Regions from separate parts of the Homo sapiens genome. Here region 2 is linked to region 1. A link is an interaction called in ENCODE POLR2A ChIA-PET data of the cell type or tissue named here. Cell type or tissue: MCF 10A. All regions are shown on one strand. Each heading gives the region's core, and the rest is flanking DNA. Links, peaks and the distances in the headings are about the cores only. Region 1 has its middle 14 kb from the start of CACNA1E. Region 2 overlaps CACNA1E (calcium voltage-gated channel subunit alpha1 E).

Region 1 (11,628 bases), core at 1,304-9,303:
TATTTACTTCCCTTGTAGGAAATTAAGTGCCTCTAACTCAGGGGTAACTTCTCCAGCACACTAACTGCCCAAGCACCATCTTATCAATCATTAAACAATAGGGTTCATTGTCTTATGAGGAATATTTCTTGCTCTTAGAAACGGAGTTGAAATAAGATCTGGGGAATCAGTTATTAAAAGGAAACAGCTCCCCACCTAAAGAATATTTTGAGATCCCTTTCCACAGAAAATTAAACATAAGATAATAAAGTCCTGCTTCAAAAAAAACCCATATCAACTACAGTATTAATTCGTTCTATCTCTTCTTTACAAAAAGGCAAATGTCATCATGCCTATTTCTCTTATGAAGAATTACATATGAAAATGACACACACGTTTGCAAAGACATGCACTAGATTCTGATGTGATCTCACGTTCTGCCAGCCAAGTGTACAAACATGCAGGTTATCTTCCCATGCTACGGGAAGTTTTCAGACAGGCTTAATACAGTACATTCAAATGTGAAGAATTACAGGCTCTTTTGCAGGTTTCTGAATATTCCTAATGTGCAGTTTACAAATTGGAAAGGTGGAAATGTAATTCTCAATCAAGAGAGAATTTCTGAAATCCTCCTAACACCACTGACAAGCCAACTCCTTGGACACACACATATACATGCACTCAAGATTTAGCTTTTTCCTTTAAAGGCTTGTATTTTTTCACAAAACCACCCCATCACTGGATCATATTTTTCAATAATATTCTTCCATATGTAGTCAAGTATTAATAGAATAATTCAAAGTTTCCAGTTATGCTACTTTCCTTTGTTTAAATAATCTCTATTTTCATATTGCAAATTCTGGAGCTGTAAAAAAAAGAAAAATGGACATGGATCAAACAAATAAAGAATAATTACAAAGAAAAGTATAGGTGATGCTGTTTATAATATTATTTGTCCTAGGTATTAAATACTTACAATGTGCAAGGCTCCATGCTAACCAGATTCACTTTCCTTATTTCTCAAAATAAGCCCATGTGGCAAGTGCTATTATAAACCCCATTTTACAGGAAGAGAAGCAAGACTGAAAGGAACTAAGTAACTTCCCTGATGGTCACATAGGTGGTGGGTGACATAGCAAAAGATCAATCCTAGGTCACCCTGACTTCAAAACCCATTATCTTAGCCACTTTAATTCATCTCGCTGATATCATTAATAGAAATTTGAGCTAGAGAATAGAGATTTCATGATGATTCTACAGTTCCAAGAGGCAAGAATATATCCAGACTCTACAGATGGTGCCGAAGGGCCTCAGAATAAATGAGTTATCAGGGTGGAAACAACACCAGGAGGCTTGCACCTCAGTCCTGGTTGGGTTTATATCCTTACATGCAAAAATGGCAAAAGTAGTACCTGCCCTCTGAATCGCATGGGGCTACTGATAAACCAAATGTGATGATACATTCGTAGCCCAACCTGCTCCTCCTACTGCTGCTGTCATTTTGCATTGCAATATCCCAGAGCAACAGGAGTCAGATCAAGAACTGAGTGCTAATTCAAAAATTATTTCAACCCTTCAAAACTCTCAAAATTCAAAGGGTATGCTATTGCCCATAATTTATGCATAATTAGCATGGTTTTACACCATTTACTTGTTTTTCAATGAATGGCTAAGTCTATCCAAAATGTCCCAACCCTGAGCTCCCTGGTAGGCCAGCCTCAGTTAGCTATCTGCAAAAGGTATCAGCCAAACTCTGGAGAGGTCAGTAAGGGAGTTCAGGGAGCAAGGGGGAAGGATAGTTGTTCAGTCATAGAAAACAAGGGTCTGCTGCACCGGCGATACAAATACTATGCGGTGTTCAGCAAATCAAAGGGTAGCACTGTTCCTACCATTCAGGAACATCGATCCTGATCATTAGTTCTGGCTTTAATTTTTTTTCACAAATACTTCTGCTGCCAGCCCATGCCACTAAAGGACTCAGCGAATTTAAATCCTCCTGCATCTCAACTAGTTTTCCTGCCTGCACTCCAGCAGGTAAAACACCCACAGACTCACAGTGCTCTGGGCTGTAGAATTCACAGGAGTCTATAATGTTCAGGTTATTTTTAAACTTTCAGGCCACTCTCCCTCCCCATGAACAGCAGGCCTGCCATTTAGAACGGTGTTTAACCCACACCCCACCTGCTTTGAAACTTCAGCTTTTTGTGTTAAAAGAAGCAATACCTCAAGTGCGCGCGCACACACACGCACGCGTGCATCTAAAACCTGAAGACAGTCACCAGCTCACTGGGGCTGAAAGACCCAGCTCACAGAATGATGTTGAGATGGTAGAGATGTGTATTAAAATGCTTTGTAAACTCGGTGTCATGCCACTGTAGGTGGTATTACTATTATATTTACAGGTACAGATACCAGGCATTATAGGTGATGTCAAAAGACAACTTCCTTTTTTAAAAAATAAATTTTATTGTGTACATTTGAGATTTACAACAGGATGTTATCGGATACATATAGATAGTAAGATGGTTACTACAGTGAAGAAGATTAACATCCATTATCTCACATAGTTACTTTTTTTGTAACAAGAGCAGCTGATATCTACTTATTTAACACAAGTCTCTAATACAATACAATTTTATTAATTTTATTCCACATGCCCCACATTAGATCTCTAGACTCATTCATCCTACATACCTACTTTGTATCCTTTGACCTACGTCTCCCTACTTCCTCCTCCAGTCCCCACCCCCCACCCACTGGTGCTAACCACTGTTTCATTCCCTTTTTCATTCTACATATGTGAGATCATGCTGTGTGTATTTCACTTAGCATAATGTCCTCCAGGTCCATCCATGTTGGGGCAAATGGCAGGATCTACTTCTTTTTTACAGCAGAATAAAAATCCATTGTGTGTGTGTGTCTACATACACCACATTTTCTTTATCCATTCATCCATCGATGAACATTTTGTTTTTTCCATATCCTAGTTATTGTAAATAATGCTGCAATGAACATGAGGGTGCAGATACCTTTATGAGGTGGTGATATCAGAAAAGGGATTACTTTCACTGAGGGTGAAAGACCCAGTTTACAGAATGATACTGAGATTGTTGATATGTATGAAAATTCTTTGTAAACACAGAGTGTCACACCACTGTGGGTGGTATTATTGTTATATTTGCAGGGACAGACACCAGGCATTATAGATGATGTAAAAAAACAAACTTATTTCCAAAAGGGAATTATATCACTATAATCAAAGCATTCACGGCCCTTTATTTCCCCAAGAGCCGCACAGAAGTTGGCTAAGAGGTGTTAGGTTATAATTTTCTTCAAATTAATTACATTTTTTTCTTAATTGAAAAACATTGGGAGAAAAGGGAAAGAAATTCTGAAAGCAACTCAACCAAAAGAGTATTAAGTTAAAAAAAAAATCAAAGAAACTCTTCAAAGCAGCAACAGTAACCAACATCTGTGGAAGGCTGAAGCACTATATATGTGTTGCCTCGTTGATCTGCACAAGAATCCTACAACATAGGTATGGTTAGCTTCAACCATTTCCCAAATAAGGCGAATAAAGATCAGAGAAACTAAGTTCCTACACTAAGATCACACAGAACTACACTTGGAGCCTGGGCCTGCCAAATGCCAGAGACTACATCTTACTACTGCCCTTTGCTATGGTTTGAATGTTTGCATCACCTTCAAATTTCATGTTAAAACTTAATCCCCAATGCAGAAGTATTAAGAGGTAAAGTCTTTAGGACATGATTAAGCCATCAGGGCTAATCTTATGGATGGGATTAGTGTTTTATAAAAGGGCTGGAGAGAAGTAGCTAGGCCCTTTTTGTCCATCAGCTGTCTGCCATGTGAGGATACTGCCATCAGCTACTCTGGAGGAAGCAGCATTCAAGAAAGCAGAGACCGTGTCCTCGACAGACATTTAACCTGCCAGCACTTTGATCTTTGACTTCCCAGGCTCCGTAACTGTGAGAAATAAGTTTATGCTGTTTATAAATTACCCGTTCTAGAGTATTTTGTTATAGGAGCAAAAACAGACCAAGACAACCTTATTGCAAGAGACAAGCTGAAGGAGAAATTGTAGCCTGGAACTTAAGACTAGTTGAGGAGAGTTTCAAGGGCCTAGCGTAGAAGAGCAGGGGGTCACTCAGGACTTGATAAGAGCCAAGCAGTAGGCCCAAAGCTTCCTCCAAGCCATGGCCAAAGGTGAAAAGATAAAAAGTCCCTTTACCTGGGAACTGTAGGCTTTGTGTGAACTACAGATCCCCACATAGCCACTTGGCCATCAAGGCTATGGGGAACAAGATGGCACAGACAAAAATCAATCATAGAAGGTCCCCAAATGTCCTCTCCTTGGTTATATACCTCTCAGGGGAAAAGGCATTGTTGCCACAGTGCCCTAGGAACCTATTAGAAAATAAATCAAGGCCAGATGTGGCAGTTCACGCCTGTAATCCCAGCACTTTGGGAAGCCGAGATGGGAGGATCACCCAAAGCCAGGAGTTTGAGATCAGCCTGGGCAACATAGAGAGAATAGAGAACATAGAGAACATAGAGAATCTGCCTCTACAAGAAATAAAAATAAAAATAAATTAGCCAAGTGTTTTGGCACATGCCTATAATCCCAGCTACTCAAGAGGCTGAGATGGGAGGAATGCTTGAACCCAGGAGTTCAAGGCTGCAGTGAGCTGTGATCACAGCACTACACTCCAACCTGGGTGACAGAGATCCTATCTATAAAAAAAAAAATATTTTAGAGACTCCATCTCTAAAAAAAATTAAAATAAATCAAGCAGCTCGCTCACGCTCACTTGTGTGCTCTCGTGCTCTCTCTCTCGCTTTCTTGCTCTCTTTCTTTCTCTCACGCTCTCTCTCTCTCACTCTCTCTCTCTCACTCTCTCTCTCTGTAAATCTTTTAACCAAAACTCCTAACATGCAGGAGGGATGACTCACTGGAAAGCCTCCTCCACTCCCCCTCCCTCCTCACCCTCTGGCTGAAGCACTAAGAAGTGATAACATGATAAGGTGGCTCAACACTTTTACAGCTAAATATGTTCCAGGGAATTTTTTCACCCCAAAGTCTGTTTCCCTGGAGGCTATTAGGGTGTGCACACATTCTTATATATTGGGACTCAGCATGAATTGGCTTTCCTCTTCCTGCCTCCCTCAGGAGCATTTCCAAACTCCTCCTTCTACCTCCCTAACTGCTCCTTCATCTTCTTCACCTTTCCTTCTCCTGCCTCCTAAATGTGAACATTCCTCAGATCCCGGTGTCTGCCTTCTTCACTATGTATGCACTCTCTCAGTGATCTCATCCATATGGATGGCTTCAAATAAAGCTAATATCCAGAAGACTTCCAAACCTTTATCTTCGGCTCTGTTTTTTGTTGGTTTTTGTTTTTGTTGTTGTCTGGTACTATATTCACCATGGCTCAAATGGGCACCTCCACCTGGATGACCTGACAGCACCATGAATCAGTTTGTTTAAAAGCAAACTCATCCTCTTTCTCTACAAACCAGCTCCCTCCTAGGTCTCTAATGCTGTTTGCAGCATTGCAGTCTCCCCCTAACTCGGGCACAAAACTTTGGCTGCATCCTTGACTCCAACTCCCACAACAAGCATTCCCCAAGCCCTGTCATTTTTCTCTCTATGCCACAGTCACAGTCTTCCTGTCCTTGCCATTTGCACCACCACCCCTCGAGTCAGTATTACCTTCCATTCAGGAGATGGGCAGAGTCTCCTCATCCATCTTCCTCTTCCAGGTTCTACCACAAAAATTCATTGCACAGCTCAACTCTGACCCTATCTCACCTTTCAGTGCAATAAAATTGAAGCGCTTGTACAATGTTGTATCCCCAATGCCTAGAACAGTATCTGGTTAAAAAAAAAATTTTAATAAATTTTTTGTTGTTGTTGAATGAATGAATGAGTTTTCTAGTGCCTATCAAATATAACTATCCAATCATAAGATCTTATCATCTTAGGGTTGAAAGAAAACTTAAATGTCATCCAGTCTAAGTCCTTATTACCTGCCATTATGCTCCTAGCAATATCTCCTACTACTGCTCCAATGAAGCAGGACTGTTAACCCTTCCCTGAGAACACCTTGTAATTGACCTCCTCCATATCATTTCTCATTTTCTTTCTCCCTTCCTTACCCCTTCTTCCATAGCCACCTGCCAAAAAATTATTTAGACTTAAAAGCCCAGCCCATATGCTACCTCCCTTATGAAGCAATTTGTGGTCATATGACAAAAGTGATCTCTCTCTCCTCTGAGTACTGCTGGCACTTTATGTCACCCTGCCTCAGATACTGTGGTGTACACATCTTGGCTCCCCACTATACTACAAGGGGCTTGGCTCATTCATCTTTGCATTCTCCATAGTAACTAATGCACTGCCTTATGTCTAGTGGACTCTGAATACATGTTTATTAAATGAATGAATAAATGCATAAATAAATGAATGGAAACTATAAACAAAGCCAAATGGACACAAGCAGGACATGGACTCCTTAGGATCTGCACCATGTTGGGAAGGTGCTGTGGGAGAAGCTACAGCTGATAAAACCATTCTGGAGACAATCAGTTCAGCTCAAGGAAGCCTGTCCTCAACCTTCCCTTCACAGGTGCAAGTGCAACTCGCAAACCTAACATGACAAGACCAATGACCCAATGCGTGGAGGCAGACACAGTGGTCACCGTGAACCTGCAAAGCTCACATCTCGAGTACAATATTTTGTTCTTTGGTAGAAAATTGGGGAACATTTTCAACTAATTTCATTTCCTCCATGTATCTAGAGATGTGATGTGGGTTGAAGTGCTCTCTGTTAGACAGATGGGTAATAACCTAATCTAGCCACACACATCAACCTCTTCTTCTAACCCCTCCATGTTGCAGATAAGAAAAGACATGTAGAGAAGGGTGTCTTAAGCTCAGCATTATTGGCATTTCTGAGTCACATAATTCTTTGTCATAGGGGATGCCCTTGCACTGTAGGATATTCAGCAGCATCCCTGGCCTGTAGCCACTAGACACCAGATATACTTCCCCCACTCAGCTGTGACAATCAAAAATGTTTCCAAACATTGCTAAATGACCCTTGGGGCCCAAATCACCTCCCAGTTGAGACTCCTGGTGTAGAATAATTAAATAGATTGCTCTAGCTCATAGGACTCATCAACATCATGACCAGGAATGCAGGAACCCCAGTGGAATGCATTTGCCTCACTATGTACACTTTCATTTTCTCCCTCATATCTAGTAAGTCACAGCCTTTGAGAGTTGGAGTGAACTCAGAGCTGCACCTCTATTTTTCTGATGGTCTCATAGGCCTGCACAGGGCTCCATGCCTTAAGATAAAAGAAACTGAAGGGACAGCAGAGTCTGAAGGGACAACCCAAGCTGAAAAGAAAAAGTGACCTCAACCTGACATAATCAGCTTAAGGCTTATCAACTAGATTTCAAATAAATAGGATTTCTCCTGACACTTTGGATCCTAAGAAATTTGGTCACAAGCCCTGCAAAACAATGTTTCCCCCTCAAATCAGCTATGTCTGCAGTGAAAACTCCTACACTCATGCTTTCAACTCAACCCTGTGTACCCTCATCCCCTGCTTTTCATTCTGTTTTCTTTCCCTTCTTATTTATAAAGCTACAAGAAAGCTTGAATCCTTCAGCTTCTCTGGTCAACAACACCCTTTGAAAGCTTTTCTTCTAGAATTTGTCTTCACTAGAATTTGAGAACCATCTCCTTGCTTTCTGAATCTGATCTTTCGTTTCCTAAAAAGGCTCGATCACTTCAGGCAAGATATTTTTGGGAGCTGCTGGTAAGGACTTACCAATGATCACTTTTCTAAGTGAACTGCCATTAGCTAAGCACTCACGTACCATCTGAGGGGGCAGAAAGTAATTGCCCATTAATGCACTGCTGTTTCTCACCCACTTCCTTCCTCAAATCTTCCCCTGTGCTGTGTCCGGCACTCTTACTAACCTCTCCATTAGGAACATCTAGTTTCAAGTCTTAGAAGACTGTGTGTATTTCCCAGGGACTATTTTATGCTTTCCTATTTTATTCTCTTTGTAAAAGTCATTCAAGGATTCAGTACTAGAAAGATGGCAGAATAAGAAAATCTCTTGCTACACATTTCTAGAAAAACTGATAAAGTACAGAAATATATTTTCAAATATATTTGAAAAGATATATTGCTGAACTTGAAAGATATAAAAGGAAATCCCTAGGAGGAATTGAAATACAAAGGAGGAAGCGTGTGAATTGAAATTGCAGCTGTCCCATAGGCAGTAACTAGTCCTGGTAACAAAGATTTAATGGGTTGGGTTTTTTATGTGTTTTGTTTTGTTTTGCTTTGCTTTGCTTTGTTTTATTTTTTGTTTTGTTTAAGACAGAGTCTCGCTCTTTCACCCAAGCTGGAGTACAGTGGCCCCATCTCAGTTCACTGCAACCACCACCTCCCAAACTCAAGCGATTCTCATGTCTCAGCCTCCTGAGTAGCTGGGACCACAGGCACACGCCACCCACACAAGGCTTAATTTTTTTTTTTTTTTAAGTAGAAATATGGTTTTGCCATGTTGGCCAGGCTGTTCTCAAACTCCTGGCTTCAAGTGATCCACCAGCCTTGGCCTCCCAAAGTGCTGGGATTATAGGCATGAGCCACCATGCCCAGCCTAATGGGTAAGTTTTAATGTCCACTCAAGAGAAGTGATAAGGTCTTTAGACCTTATGTGGACAGAAGTTGGAACTAAGATTCTGCGCTAAGCTATAACCCTTAAAGAACTGTACCTTCAGTTAAATAAACTGCATGAAAATCAACTCTACAGCAAAAATAGATAACAAGGAAGCTTCTGTCTCTGAGTGAATGAGAAAAAGCAAAACCCTGAGAAATCAAAACTCAGGATTGTGTGTGACATGGATTTATGGGCTGAATTTACATGTTCAGCGGGATTCAGGAACACTTAGGCCAAGAAAATAACACCCCTGGGTCAAGTAAGAAAACCAAACAAAACTACTCTATTAGGCTACTCTCACAATCCTGAGTACACTGCATTTCCATGGGGAAAACAAGCACTACTAAACATGACTTGTAATCAAAATTTTTGAAGCACACAAGGAAATAATCAGCATAAGGATAAGTTAGCTAATACAAAGAACAAGAAGATTAAAGCTCCAGTACTTGAAATAATAGAAAAGATATGTAAAGAAATAAAATAATAGAATGCAATGAAATGAAAAAAAGATAATTTGAAAAAGTGGCAAATACAAAATTTCTTGTAATAAAATATATAATCATTGAAATTAAAGGCAATAGATAGGTTAACTATTAGATTATATATAACTAAGGAGAGTGTCAGTAAACAGGAAAACACATATGAGGAAACTCCACAGTATACAGCCCAGGGAGATAAAAATAGAGAAAATATGATTAAAGTTAACAGACATGGAAGACAGAATGAAGAGACCCAAAATATATCTAATGGGACTTCTATAAAGAGATCATAGAGACTGCAGAAAGACAATATTTGAAGATCTGTAGGATAAATTTTCTAGTATTGATGAAAGATATAAATCCTCCAAGTCAAGAAATTCAATGAATTCTAAGGAGGATAAATAAAAATAAATTCAACCTATACACACATATTCTAGTGAAATATCAAAAGATCCAAAAATATGAAGGAAAAAATCTTAAAAGCATCCTGAGAGGAAAGACAGATTACCTACAAGAAGCAGCAATTAGATTATTAATTATAATAATAGAGGCCAGGCCAGAAAGTGATAGAATAATATCATCAAGTGTTGAAAATAGCTAAATTATGACTCGAAATAAAGACTTTTCCAGGAAAATAGAGAGTTTACTATACAAGTTCAGGGGAAATAAGTACTATAAGACATTTCTTGGGGAGGAAATTTAAATGGAAGAAAAGAATGGTCTGCAAGAAAATGGTGTGAGGAGCAAAAGATATTAGTGGATATAATGACAATTTTATTTATATATATATAATGTCTAATTTATGAATACATACACAAAAAAGGAACTAAATTACTAATCAACAATGCCACGTAAAGTGGGCAGGATGGTCAGAGGTAAGGTGGTGTTCACAGGGAACACGGACTAAGTCAAGACATAGCTGTAAAGTGAAGTATCAGTCTAGGACACCCACTGAAACTCTTTCTATTCAGTATTGGACTTGAAGTACTGGTTAATGTAATAAGTAAAGAAAAAGAAAGAAAAGGCATATGGATTATAAAGGAAAAAACAAAGTTATCATTATTCACAGGTGATGCTGCCTGCATCCAAAATATAAGAGTTGCCTACAAAAAAAAAAAAAAAGCCACTCACAGTAGTAAGAGAATTCTACAAAGATGGTGGACATGAAATCAGTGTACAAAAGTACAAGTTCTGGTACACCTAAAACAAAGACTCAGAAAAAGTAATGATAAGAAGACACCATGCAAAAGCAACAAAACCATAAGGTACCTAAAAACAAACCCAATTAAAGATGTAAAGAAAAATTTTCAACTCTCTTGAGGGACTTTAAGAAAGCTCTAAACATAAGAAGAAATAAGTCATGCCCAGGGACTAAAAAAAAAACAAAAAACGAAGTAGCTTAAATATGGCAAGGCTCCCTTAGGTTAATCTATCCATTTATTCCATTTCAATTAAAATCTAATCTTTTTAGTGAAATGTGACAAGGTGATCCTAAAAATCATATGATGAATAAAGAGCCAATAGCCAAGACAATTTGGGGAGAATTAATATACCAAAACTACAAAGTTATAAAAACTAAATTAGTGAGACATGGGTGAGAGGGATATACAAATAGACCAGTGGAATAAAATAAAGTGCCCAGAAACAGCAGATAAGAATTGCCTACTCACTAAATGGTGTTGAGTCAAAGGACTAATCATAGCAGAGAAAAAATAGATAAAATTAGAGCCCACCTCACACTATACACAAAAATTAATTCCAGATAGATTAAAAGAGCCAAATGTGATATGCAAAACTGTAAAAAATGTTATTTAAAAAATATAAATGACTTCTTTTTTATCTCAGTATGTGGAAGGAATTTTTTAATGAGAGAAGATGAACAAAAATCATCAAAAAAATGCAGATACATTTTACCACACTAAAATTAATAACTCTGTATGACAAAAAGCACCATAAACAAAGTGAAAAAGACAAGTCATGTGGGGGAGAAGATACTGACAACTCACGAATTCTATCTAGAACATATACAAGATTCTCAGAAATCATAAGAAAAACACATACTACCTCATAGAAATATGGGCAGAGGATAGGAATCTACAGTTCACACAAGAGGAAATCCAAATGGCCAACAAACATATGTTCAGTGCTCAATTTCATTAGTAATCAGGGAAAGTGCAATTAATGCAATAATTGGATTCCATTTCACACCCATCAGATTGGCACACTTTAATAATTCTGAACATCTCAAGTGATGTTGAAGATATATAGAAATGGGAGTGCTGCATATGATATGCAGAGTGGAAATGACACATTCACTCTGAAAAGCAATGTGTTAGATAATACAGTAGTCCCCACCTTATCCACAGTTTCACTTTCCATTACCCTCAGTCAACCAGAGTCCAA
Region 2 (11,628 bases), core at 1,776-9,775, 72 kb before region 1:
CTTGATTTAAAAGGACAGGCACGACTTGAGAAACTGTCAGGCATAAAGAATGCAGGAAAGGGGTGAGCCCAGTGCCTGGGTCACTACTTCTTACCCCAGGCTAACACCAGACACCAAATCCCCTGGGTTTGAAATGGCCCGACACTGATATTCAGAGCACATCATGTCCTGAGAGGTGGACAGTTGTCATGAAGAGGCAGAACAGGAGCTGATGAATGTGCACTGTCTGCACGGCTTTTTTGTGTAGAGAAGAGGGTGTGTTTATCACCGCAGCAGCTGGCCCCAAGCTTGGCACAGAATGGGTGAGTGGTGGTGTCTACTAAGAGCCCCCTTCCACCCTAGCCCCAAACAGTCCCTCACATAACTTTAGAAACTTTCAACATAGAGGACAACAGGTCTGGGAAGGGAAAGGGGACAATTTGAGATAGAAAACAGAAGGCAGGGCCCCAGCAGGGACTTTTATGAAGAGCTCAAGGGCAGCAGGAAAATTGAGGGGGTGAGGAAGAAAGTCAAGGGGGCTGAGGCCTGGTGGCAACTAAAGGATTAGAAATCAGCATCTTCCAAGTGCCCTAATTCCTTCTCATCACTCCATAAGGCAGAGGAAGGGCACTACCTGCTCTCACACAGCAGGGCAGAGGTTCGAAGAAGGAAGAAGCTAGCAAGAGCCCAGGGCTCCTAACTTTCAGACCACAGTCCTCTCTTCCAGCCTCCCTCTTGCTCAGGGATGGCACACGCTGCCAGGCTTCCCAACTGGCCTGAGACTGCTGTGAAACTTGACGACCTGGCACACATCCCCTTCCAAACCATGCCTTACATCTGCTAGAGGTGAACACTCCATTTACAAGACTGTCGGGGCAGCTTCTGCTTCCCCACGGCGTGTCTGTCAACACAGGCCAGTCATCCCGCTCTCCTGCAGCACCCCAACCCTCTCCCCACATCTCAGGATGGCTCTCTAGGTTCCTTAGGCTCCTCCCCAACCCCCTAGAGGCACACGTGATGCTCCATCTGCATATATTTCAATATAATGGGATCACAGAAAGAACACTCCTGAAGGAACAGCAAAGAAAGTGTTTGGACTTGGGGCCCCTGGGGGAGCCTTGGGCCAAGAAAAAAATAAATCATCTTTCCTGGAGACAGAGGGACATGAAAGGGGTCTTGAAAGCTATGAGGGAAAAGAAAGGCAGGCGACAACTATTGTGATCAAAATGTGGAATTCACCCAAACTCCCTGAACAGAAGTCCATCAGGGTAAAGCAGACAGACTGTGGTTTCCTCGTGCCTCCTCTCTTTCCTGTTCTCAGGGGAGAAATTCTATCCTCCAGCTTCTTGAGCTCCTGCCCCCTGCCCTAAGGGACAGCCTGTGTGGAGCCAGGAGTAGTCAAGACCACACCCTCACGTGGGAGGAGGAAATCTCCCACCTCAGTGTGGGGGGATTCCAAGCTGGGAGCACTGCCATCCCCCCACAGCCCTGCAGGACACAGGGAGCCCACCAACTGGACCACTGTCTTCCCTGCCTCAGTGCGCTGAGTCCCTGGAATGGACGAACATCTAAAATGCCAAGTATGACAAAATACTTTGAGATACTGCATTTCAAATAGTCAAAAAATAAGGCAAAAGATACAACAAACATGGTATTATATGTAACAGGGGTTAATATTTTCTGTTATTTCTTTCAAATCATGTTTTAAAAAACCTAGACATTTCAGACACAGGCAAGGCTCCACCCAACCTGTTTTCATCCCCTCCTTCTGGGAGTAACTACTGTCCTGGGGTTGGTTAGATCAGCCCCATGCTTATTTATGTACACCCCCAACATAGCAAGACTTTTTTTTTTGGAGCTGAAATGTTTTTACCGTGGTCCATGAGCCACCTGCATCAGAATGATCTGAGTGCTTGCTAAACAGGCAGATTCCTTACCCTCTGGGGGTAGGGCCAAATTTTTCATTTTAAACAAGAACCTCAGAAGATTTTGATGCACGCTGAAGTTTGGAGAGCCACTGTGCTAGCTTAAGGCTCCAAACATTCTTAAAATGCAAAACAACCAACCACAATGACCAAAACAAACAGCCATACCCTGGGAAAGGTGACCCTTTAAATTGCTATCTGTCATTTGCTGCCCCATGTAAATGACAGATTCTGAAACAGGTTTTACACTCTCTCTGATTAGCAAACCCTCCGGGGTCAGCCTGCTGCTTCCCCACCATGTCCACAGCTCACTTGGGGCCACAATAGAACAACAATAAACATTTATTATCTGCACGGGAATGAAGGAGGGGGAGAAGGGTGCTAAAACGCCAGCTACATCTAAATTTTCAGCTTGCACCAACCCACCACTGCCACCATTTGTAGTATGCCTCTGGCACCTTATAGGTTACAATAAAGTTAAAACGTATACTGCAATTGGATATTTGTACTTTTGTTGCCATCCTAATTTAGAAGCTATATGCATTTTTATAGCAGCTTTATTGAGTTATAATTTACAACCACATAATTTACCCTTCTAAAGCGTACAATTCAGTGGGGTTTTTTTTTTTAGTATATTCAGGATTGTGCAACCATCACCACTATCTAATTTTAGGACATTTTCAACGCTCCAAAAAAACTCCAAACCCATTACCAGTCAACTCCCCACCTCACTTCTACCAGCCTTTCGTAACAACTATCGTACGCCCTTTATGGATTTGCTCATTCTGAACTTTTTAATATAAATGGAGTCATAAAATATGTAGCCTGTTGTGAGGAACTTCTTTATGTTTTCCAGGTCCACCCACATTATAGCAAGTATCAGTACTTTGTTGCTTTTCATTGTCGAGTAGTATTCCATTGTCTGACATGCCACATTTTGTCTACCCATTCATCAGCTGATGTACACTTGGGATACTTTTTGTCTATTGTGAATGATGCTGCTATGGACATTAATGCACAACTTTTTGTATGGGTATATGTTATGCCTCTTAAAATTTCTAGAGGTGAAATAGCTGGGTCATATGGTCCATGTTTAACATTTTAAGGAGCTTAAAAGAGGCTGTGCCATTTCACATTCTCAACAGCAATGTGTGAGGATCCAAATTTCTCCATATTCCTGCTCAATATTTGTTATTGTCTGTCTCTTTTATTGTAACCACCCTAATGGGTGTGAGGTGGTATCTTATCGTGGTTTTTATTTGCATTTCCCTAATGGCTAATGATGTTGCCTTGCTCAGTTCCAGCTGCTTTAAAAAATACCATACACTGGGTGGCCTCAACAACAGAAATTTATTTCTCAAAGTTTTGGAGGCTGGGATGTCCAAGATCAAGGTGCTGGCCAGTTAGATTCCTGGCGAGGACCCTCTTCTCAGTCTGCAGAGAACCATCTTCTTACTGTGTTCTCACATGACAGAGAGAGATGAAGCAAGCTCTCTTACGGCTGTTCTGAAAGCACTATTCCCATCATAAAGGCTGTACCCTTATGAACTAATTAGCTCCCCCAAACCCTACCTCCAAATATCATTACATTGGGGACTGGGGTTTCAACATATGAATTTGTGGACAGGAACATTCAGTCCATAGCAGATGAACATCAGTTCCTGTGCTTATTGGCCATTTGCATGTTCATTCTTTAAGCTCTTACTCAGGAACCTGAAACCCTAGTGAACAGTGGTTCCCAAAATGTGGTCCCCTCCCGACACACGCACCCATCAGCAGCATCAGCATCAGCAGGGATCTTATTAGAAATGCAAATTTTCAAGCCCTACCCCAGGTTATCTGAATTAGAAACACAGGGAGTGGGGCCCAACAATCTCGTTTTAAGCTTTCCAGACAATTCTGATGTAGGCATAAGTCTGAGAATCAGTGTTATAAGACAACATTTCTTACAGAGTATTCTCTAATATTTTAATATGTGACATTTGACTTTAAAAATTCCTTGGTTATATGAGTTTAGGAAACAATGGACTACGCAAACAAACAAAAAATCCTTAAGACTTGTTTATATTCTTTAATATGCTTATGAGCAACGTGTATTTCCAAGAAGGAGATCTAGTATGCAGCATTTCCCAAACTAATAAACACATCAAACCCCTTATATATGGAGCATCTTGCAGGACTACTGTTCCACAAAAGTTACTTTAGGTAACATTACTTTAAAGGTATTCCATAAATCAAGAAATTAAAAGGCATGCCACTGTATTAGTCCGATTTCATACTGCTATAAAGAACTGCTCGGGACTGGGTAATTTATAAGGGAAAGAGTTTTAACTGACTCACAGTTCAGCGTGGCTGGGGAGGCCTCAGGAAACTTAGAATCATGGCAAAGGGGAAGTAAGACACTTTCTTCACAAGGCAGCAGGAAGGAGAAGTGCTGAGCCAATGGGGAAGAGCCCCTTATAAAACCATCAGATCTCGTGAGAACTCACTCACTATCATGAGAACAGCATGGGGGAAACCACCCCCATGATTCAATTACCTCCACCTGATCTCCCCCTTGACATGTGGGGACTGTGGAGATTACAATTCAAGATGAGATTTGGGTGGAGACACAAAGCCAAACAATATCAGCCACTATTTCTTCATCAAGTCAAGTCTGTTGTTAAGAACATCCTTTAAACTAGTTCTTTACAAAGTTTTTTGCTTTAATTATCTATTAACACTTCTGAAAAGCAAGCTTCGTGGCTTAAAACAGTAATTAGCAATGTGGGGAATCTGAGAGTGTTTTTGTGGGGATCTTTTGCTCAAGATCTCTCATGAGGTTGCAGTCAAGAAACCAACCACAGTTGGAGTCAAGCTGTCAGCTGGGGTTTGCAGTTATCTGAACACTTGACTAATCTGGGTTTCCAGGACGGCTTACTCATGGCTTTGGCAGGAGTCTCCAGTTCCTGATCATGTGACTTTCCATAGGGCTCCTTGAGTGTCCTCATGATATGGTAACCTGCTTCCCCACCAAGCAAGTGATCCAAGAGAGCAAGGAAGATATGGCAATGTCTGCTAGGACCTAGCCTCAAAAGCCACACCCTCACTTCTGCCGTGTTCTCTTGGTCACCCAGACCAAACCTGATACAATGGTGGGGAGCAAGGGCCTACATGAGGACATAGAGACCAAGCAGCAGTGATCACTGTGTTAGTAAGTGACAAAGCTGAGATTTGAACCCAGGCAGTCTGGCTCCAGAGTTCATGCCACTGAGACTGCTACTTCTCTATTATACGAAGAAACAAGATCTCTAATACTCCTTGAAGAATGTGTGACTCAAAAAGACGAGTCTTTGCAGGTCAAAACATAACATGTGCTCCTCTGCTTGGTGTTAGCATGTCCACATGGTTTAGCAGCTGCTGCTAAGCACTGCGGCTTGCCCAGAAACAGAGCCTTTCAGAACATAGGACTGGAACTGTTCATTAGCTAATTAGGCCGTTCTCAACTAATCTGGGAGATGAGCATCAATTTACTTCTGTTTTGCTGCTCTCAACGATCCTGTTACCATCAAACTGCAAATCATCCCCTTCCCCCTTTTTTTTTTCATTGTCTACCTATCTAATGGGGAGATTCATAACTCCTAGTACCTCTAGCTCCTGAAATCCTATTCCTTGAAAATTCTCTCCATCTTTTTTTAAGTGTATCTTTAACTGTTATTATGTTAAACATATATAATGTTGGATATAAAGCTTCAACTTCTTTCTAAATGGAAAGTACAACATTTCTGCCTAAAAACCTGTTAAATCTTAAGATTTTTTAGGACCTTAAGAACATCCTTGCAATATTTTGCCCGCGTAGTGGAGGAAAAAACCTTTTCCTTTTACCCTTCCAGGTTCTCAGCTGTGGTTCTATAACAAAAGACAAATTAACAAAAGAAAAACATACAGATTTATTTAATTCAGGTTAAATATCCTTTATCCAAAATGCATGGGAGCAGAGGTGTTTTGGATTTCTTTGATTTGGGAATATTCATGTTATACTCACCAGTTGAGCATCTCTAATCCAAAACTCCAAAATCTGAAATGCTCCAATGAGCATTTGAATACCACGTTACAAGAAGTTACAGATTTTGGAGCATTTCCTGATTTTGGATTTTTGGATTAGGGATGCTTAACCTGTATAACTTTTATAAGACACAGGAGCCTTTATAAGGAAATGAGGACTCCAAGAAATGATTATACCTGACTGTTTTAATACCAGGTTTGATGAAGAGTGGAAAATTATGGAAAAATACAATAAGACAAAATGGTGTGGGCTAAGTACAGTAAACTAGGGGAGACTTTGCGAGGTCCATTTGTTCATATCCCTGTCAGTGTCCCTCTGTCTTCAGGGATCACGATGCTCCTTTCCTCCAGGGATGGGAGGGCACCTCTCACATGAGCGTTCTATGAGCTCTTTCAGGGGAAGACCAGAGAGTCTTTCCTGCACACGTTGTTTTTCAAATTCCTTTAGCTTAAAACATTGAGTACGCCAAGGTGACATATTTTGGGGAGCATATTCTAAACCCCATCATCTGCCTTCCTAATTCTCTCACTTTCATATGTGTCATTCATTTGTTAATTTGTTCAATATTTATCAAATATTGCTGAATAACTACTAAGTGCCAGGCACACAAGGAGTACACACTACCATATAAAAGCCATATAAAACACCATGTTGCCATAGAGCACAGAGATTAGGGTAGTAAACACAGGGGAATCAGCCCTGTGCCACGGTTTGGGAGATGAGGATACAGGGCATTCCTGATGATGAGGCACCTACTCGAAGCCCTCTGATGTTTATTGTGTGCATGTATAGAATTACAATAAATTCCACAAGGGATCTAGGAAATGCGTTTACATCGGGGGATTTTGTGAAGGTTCTCCATCTCCCTTATTATAAACAATCTGAAGGGTCTAACTGTGCATCACAAGCACACAACAGGATGTCACACCCAAATAGGAGGTGTTCATTGAGCATCTGCTGATGGTGATGATAAGGAGGAGAGAGACCAAAGAGGACCTAAATAGGAAGCATGTTTATTTGTTGTAAGACTGGGGACCTGAAATCTGGCATCCTGGTTTCTAATTTTACCTTTGTCCTATTTTAACACAAGACCTATAATAAGTAATACAGCTCCACTGTACACCACTTTTACATGTGGCCACTAAAAGCAAAGACTAAACTCTGGGTCTATCTTCTGTGGAGACAAGGTGAATTTTAACATGAGTCTTATCCATTAAGTAATGTAATGGTTTTATACATAATATTCAGAGGTTACTGCTCAGAGGAAGGATTTCTACTAAGAAAAATGCTTATCAGTTTTTTCAGGTTACTTTTACTCAACTTAAGAAAAGCTTCAGTGGGACTCAGACCTTGCGGGACACCTGGATTGAGAGGCTCATACAGAGCATTAGTAGTGGTAAAAGGACCATTAGAGAAGGGGTAAGCAGACCGGGAATAATATATTCTTCCTCCCATGAAGGTGATCATGTGACAAGGATTGGCTGGATCAACCTTCCATTTCTTCATTTGGCCTTAAAGGTATCCTTGAAATATTTTGCCTGTCTTCCTGAATTCTTCCCCCTTTCATATCTGCCATTCATTCATTCATTAATTCATTAATTAGCTTGTTCAGTCATTATCTGTTCATTTGGTAATATTTGCTGAATGACTACTAAGTGCCAGGCACACAAGGAGTTCAAATAGAATACAATACAACCCCTGCCTTCAAGCCCTTGGTGAGAAGCTATGTAGTGGAGGAGATACTAATGTCAACTGGGTGAGTGAAGTTTAGGGTGAGCCTAGTCAACGAGTAACGGAAAATAGAAGGAAATGGGGAGGAAGCACAGTCAGGGAATAGTCACTTAGCTGAATAGATACCAGCCAGAGGGATGGCAGGGTTGGTGTTACAGCATGCAAAAGAGCACATTCAAAAGGAAGGAGGCATGAAATAGCACACAATTCAAGGAACCACAAGTAGTCCAGTATAGCTGGAGGGCAGGCTGCATGTGGTCAGGTCAGGAGGGATCTTGTATTCTGCTGCAGAAAACAGCAAACCACTGAAAGCCTTTAGGCAAAGAATTGCAGAATTATATTACATTTTGTGAAACCATGCTTATCATCTTCTGCATGATCTTTTTCAAAATTCAACAGAAGCCTTTTCAGATTAACACTATATCACTGAACAGATTTTCACTTTGTAGATTCTCAGGACTTTGCTAGTCAGTTTGCTTTCCTCCACTTTCCCTGACTGAATGCCCTTTCCCATGTTCTCCTTGGCAATCTCCTACCCACCTTCAACATCCAGCTTAAATAAATATCACCTCTCTGTGTTTTTTTTTTCCCAAACACAGTCACCTTCTCCTTCTTCCATACTCCCAGAATACATTCAACAGAGCATTAGTGCGGTGATGTATTGCAATTGCTTCTTGTCACTCTCTTCCACTAGACTATGGGTCCCAGGAAGGCACAGATTTGCATTCCAATTTACATATACATGCACATTTACGTATAACACATGAAAAAGATTCCATTGAATCAGCAGTACTTTATTGAACACCTGCTCTGTGCCAGACAATGTGCTGGATGCTGGTATTCAATACAGAACCACCATATAAAGGACATCTTTCTCATGCAGCATGTATAAAAATGCATGTAATATATATGTGTATGGAAATTAGAATGTAAGTTCCCTTAAAGCAGATATATTTTTCAGTTCTCTGAACCTGAAAGATTAACCACAACTGATTTTTTAAAACTCATTACCTAATTTATTTGCAATCATATCATATGAGAAAGCAGAAAGATTTAAAATGGTTTCAAGCACCAATAACTCAATATGTAAAAATTTTAAATATTGAGCTGGTAGGGTAAGAATCAAATGGCCAGAAACACACAGCTTTTATATTACATAAAAACACTAAGACAGAAAACACTAGAACAGGGCACCCTGTCCAACTAACTTCTACAAGATCTTCTGCAAACTGCATGGAATATAAATATTTGGTGACTTTTCATTCACTCAGTATATATTTATTAGTGCCATTTTTGTTGTTCCAATATATTTCAGGTACTATGCTAAGTGCTTTACATGTGTTAGCTTAATAATTCTCAAACTAATCCTACATAGTAGGTAGCCCCTTATCTGGGTAAATTATTTAATCTCACTGTACCTCTGTTTCTTCATCTATAAAATGGCAATAGTAATAGAATAGACATCATAGGGTTGTTGAGGCATTAGATGTGTTTGCACAGGTAAAGTACTTAGAACAGTGCCTGACATACACTCCAATTTCAAATATTAACTGAGAATCACCACTACCACCCTCATGCTTCATCATCATCACCACCTCATTTTGAATGTGAAGTAACTGAGACTCAGAGAGGTTAGAAGAAAATATTGCCTCAACTTCTCTCTCAGACAGGTAGACTGAACACACACTGTGACCTCTCCCCCCTTCCACCAAATTCCTAGAAATCATTTTCTATATACATACAGTAACCACACTGGACAGAAAAAAGAGAAACAAACCCTCACTAGGCTAGATGTTGTGATGAATCCCCTCTGGACAGAAAGTAGCTACAATCTGATTTTTAAAAAGAAACCACAGGCCAGGTGTGGTGGCTCACACCTGTAATCCCAGCACTTTGGGAGGCCAAGGTGGGTGGATCGCCTGAGGTTAGGAGTTCAAGACCAGCCTGGCCAACAAGGTGAAACCCTGTCTCTACTAAAAACACAAAATTAGCCAGGTGTGGTGGTTCATGCCTGTAATCCCAGTTACTTGGGAAGCTGAGGCAGGAGAATCACTTGAATCTTGGAGGTGGAGGGTGCAGTGAGCCGAGATCGTGCCACTGCACTCCAGCCTGGGCAACAAGAGCAAAACTCCATCTCAAAAAAAAAAAAAAAAAAAAAGAAAAGAAAAAGAAACCACGGCCCCCAGCCCTCAGAAGAGAATATGACCACTCTAAATGTAGGCATGTCACCACAAGTGCTCCCACCTACAGAGGGTGGCCACTGGGATCTGATGGGATCCAGGTGACCAACAGGGTGATGGTTTGAATACAGTAGCAGGAAGATCAAGCACTCACTTTAACCCTCCTCCTTAACCCACCTTATCCCTCAGACCAGGCAGCAAAAAGGAAAATATGCCCACAAGCAGGGGCAATGGGCATGAAAGTTGGGTGAGAAAGATGGGGAAGTGCTCTCATGCCTTTCCATGCCTGAGAGGAACAGGAAGTGCTCTCTCCCAGGGGACTGGTCATCAAAGTGACCCATCCAGCAGCAGGTCTCACCACTTCTATACCCTTGCCAGACTATTAGCTTCATAGGTATTCTCCTTCCAAGAAGTTTGCACAAACAGACATGGTAGAAAGAAGATAATATTACAATCAAGAATCACCAAAAACTTGAGGAATTTCAATACCACGGAGAGAGAGAGAACAAACTCAACAATCAAAGAACTTATACTCAATGAGAATGAAGACATATAATTATCAGCTTAGAGAAAAGTGTGAGAATATTGCAAGCATTTTACAAAATTACCTAGAGATGGTGCAATTGAACATTTCGATAACTGAAAACTTTTAAAATGATTAAGTAGATTGAGTGGCAAAATAGACAGGTGAATTTGAGATGTGAAAAACTGAACTGAGCAGTGTTCCCAGAAATCAACACAAGAGTAAGAAAAAGATGAAAAATATAAAGAAAAGATTAAAAATAGAGGGAAGAAATTCCAACATCATTTAAAACAAGTGCTACAAATAAAGAATAGATAAAATGGAGAGAAGCAAAATTAAGAAGTGGAGAAGCAGAGAATTTGAAAGTAAAAGAATCAATTCAAAAGTACTTCCCAGCATTGAATAAAAATAGAAATCTTAAAATGCCATAAAAATAAAAATAAATAGAAACCATCATATAAGACACATATTAGTGAAATTTTACAGCACCAAAAGTAAGGAAAAAATGCTAATGCTTCCAATGAAAGAGGAAACAAAAGTTATCTGTAAAGAAATAATCATGTTGGCCAGGCATGGTGGCTCATGCCTGTAATCCCAGCACTTTGGGAGGCCAAGGTCGGTGGACCACCTGAGGTCAGGAGTTTAAGACCAGCCTGGCCAACATGGTGAAACCCCATCTCTACTAAAAATACAAAAATTAGCCGGGGTGATAGTGCATGCCTGTAATCCCAGCTACTTGGGAGGCTGAGGCAGGAAAATCGCTGGAACCCGGGAGGCAGAGGTTGCAGTGAACTGAGATTGCACTGTTGCACTCCAGCCTGGGCAACAGAGAGAGAATCTGTCTCGAAAAAAAAAAAAAAAGAAATAATCATGTTGATATTGGAAGCACTATCAGCCACAAAGGATAAAAGACAACAATCGAGTGGTTAAAAATTTAAAGGTAATCATCTATATGTGCATGGGTATGGGTGTATTACATATGTATGTATGTGTGTGTATATATGGCAGAAATGTAATTTACATTTATACATATATACATAAAAATATATTTATATACACACATTATAGTTTTATCAAAAATTTCAAATACACAGAGTAACTGAACTACAAAAGTTTTGTGATGATGTTGGTGGTGAATTTTTAAAAGTCAGAATTGCAGCATACATTTTTTCTCTTTGCTGCCCATTACCTTGTTCAAAACTTAGTTCAGGACCTCTAATGCCTAAGATTAGCCAATTTTAAAGA

The links. Peaks named below come from ENCODE experiments on the same cell type or tissue, not always from the same donor. Only the 100,000 strongest peaks of a DNase experiment are listed, where the experiment ranks them.
Region 2: POLR2A ChIA-PET joins it to region 1 with 10 read pairs; 2 of 35 experiments call an interaction of 5 or more read pairs at or near these places.

The regions. Positions count from the first base shown.
Region 1 is chr1:181,463,320-181,474,947 of GRCh38, reverse strand. It overlaps a transcript of CACNA1E not described here. Among named protein-coding and RNA genes, the nearest start is that of CACNA1E, 14 kb to the left of the region's middle. In MCF 10A, for the core only: no CTCF peak of the experiment used is centred there; a DNase peak (open chromatin) is centred at 4,957.
Region 2 is chr1:181,535,306-181,546,933 of GRCh38, reverse strand. All of the region lies in intron 3 of CACNA1E (calcium voltage-gated channel subunit alpha1 E), which reads right to left. Among named protein-coding and RNA genes, the nearest start is that of CACNA1E, 58 kb to the right of the region's middle. In MCF 10A, for the core only: no CTCF peak of the experiment used is centred there; a DNase peak (open chromatin) is centred at 4,843.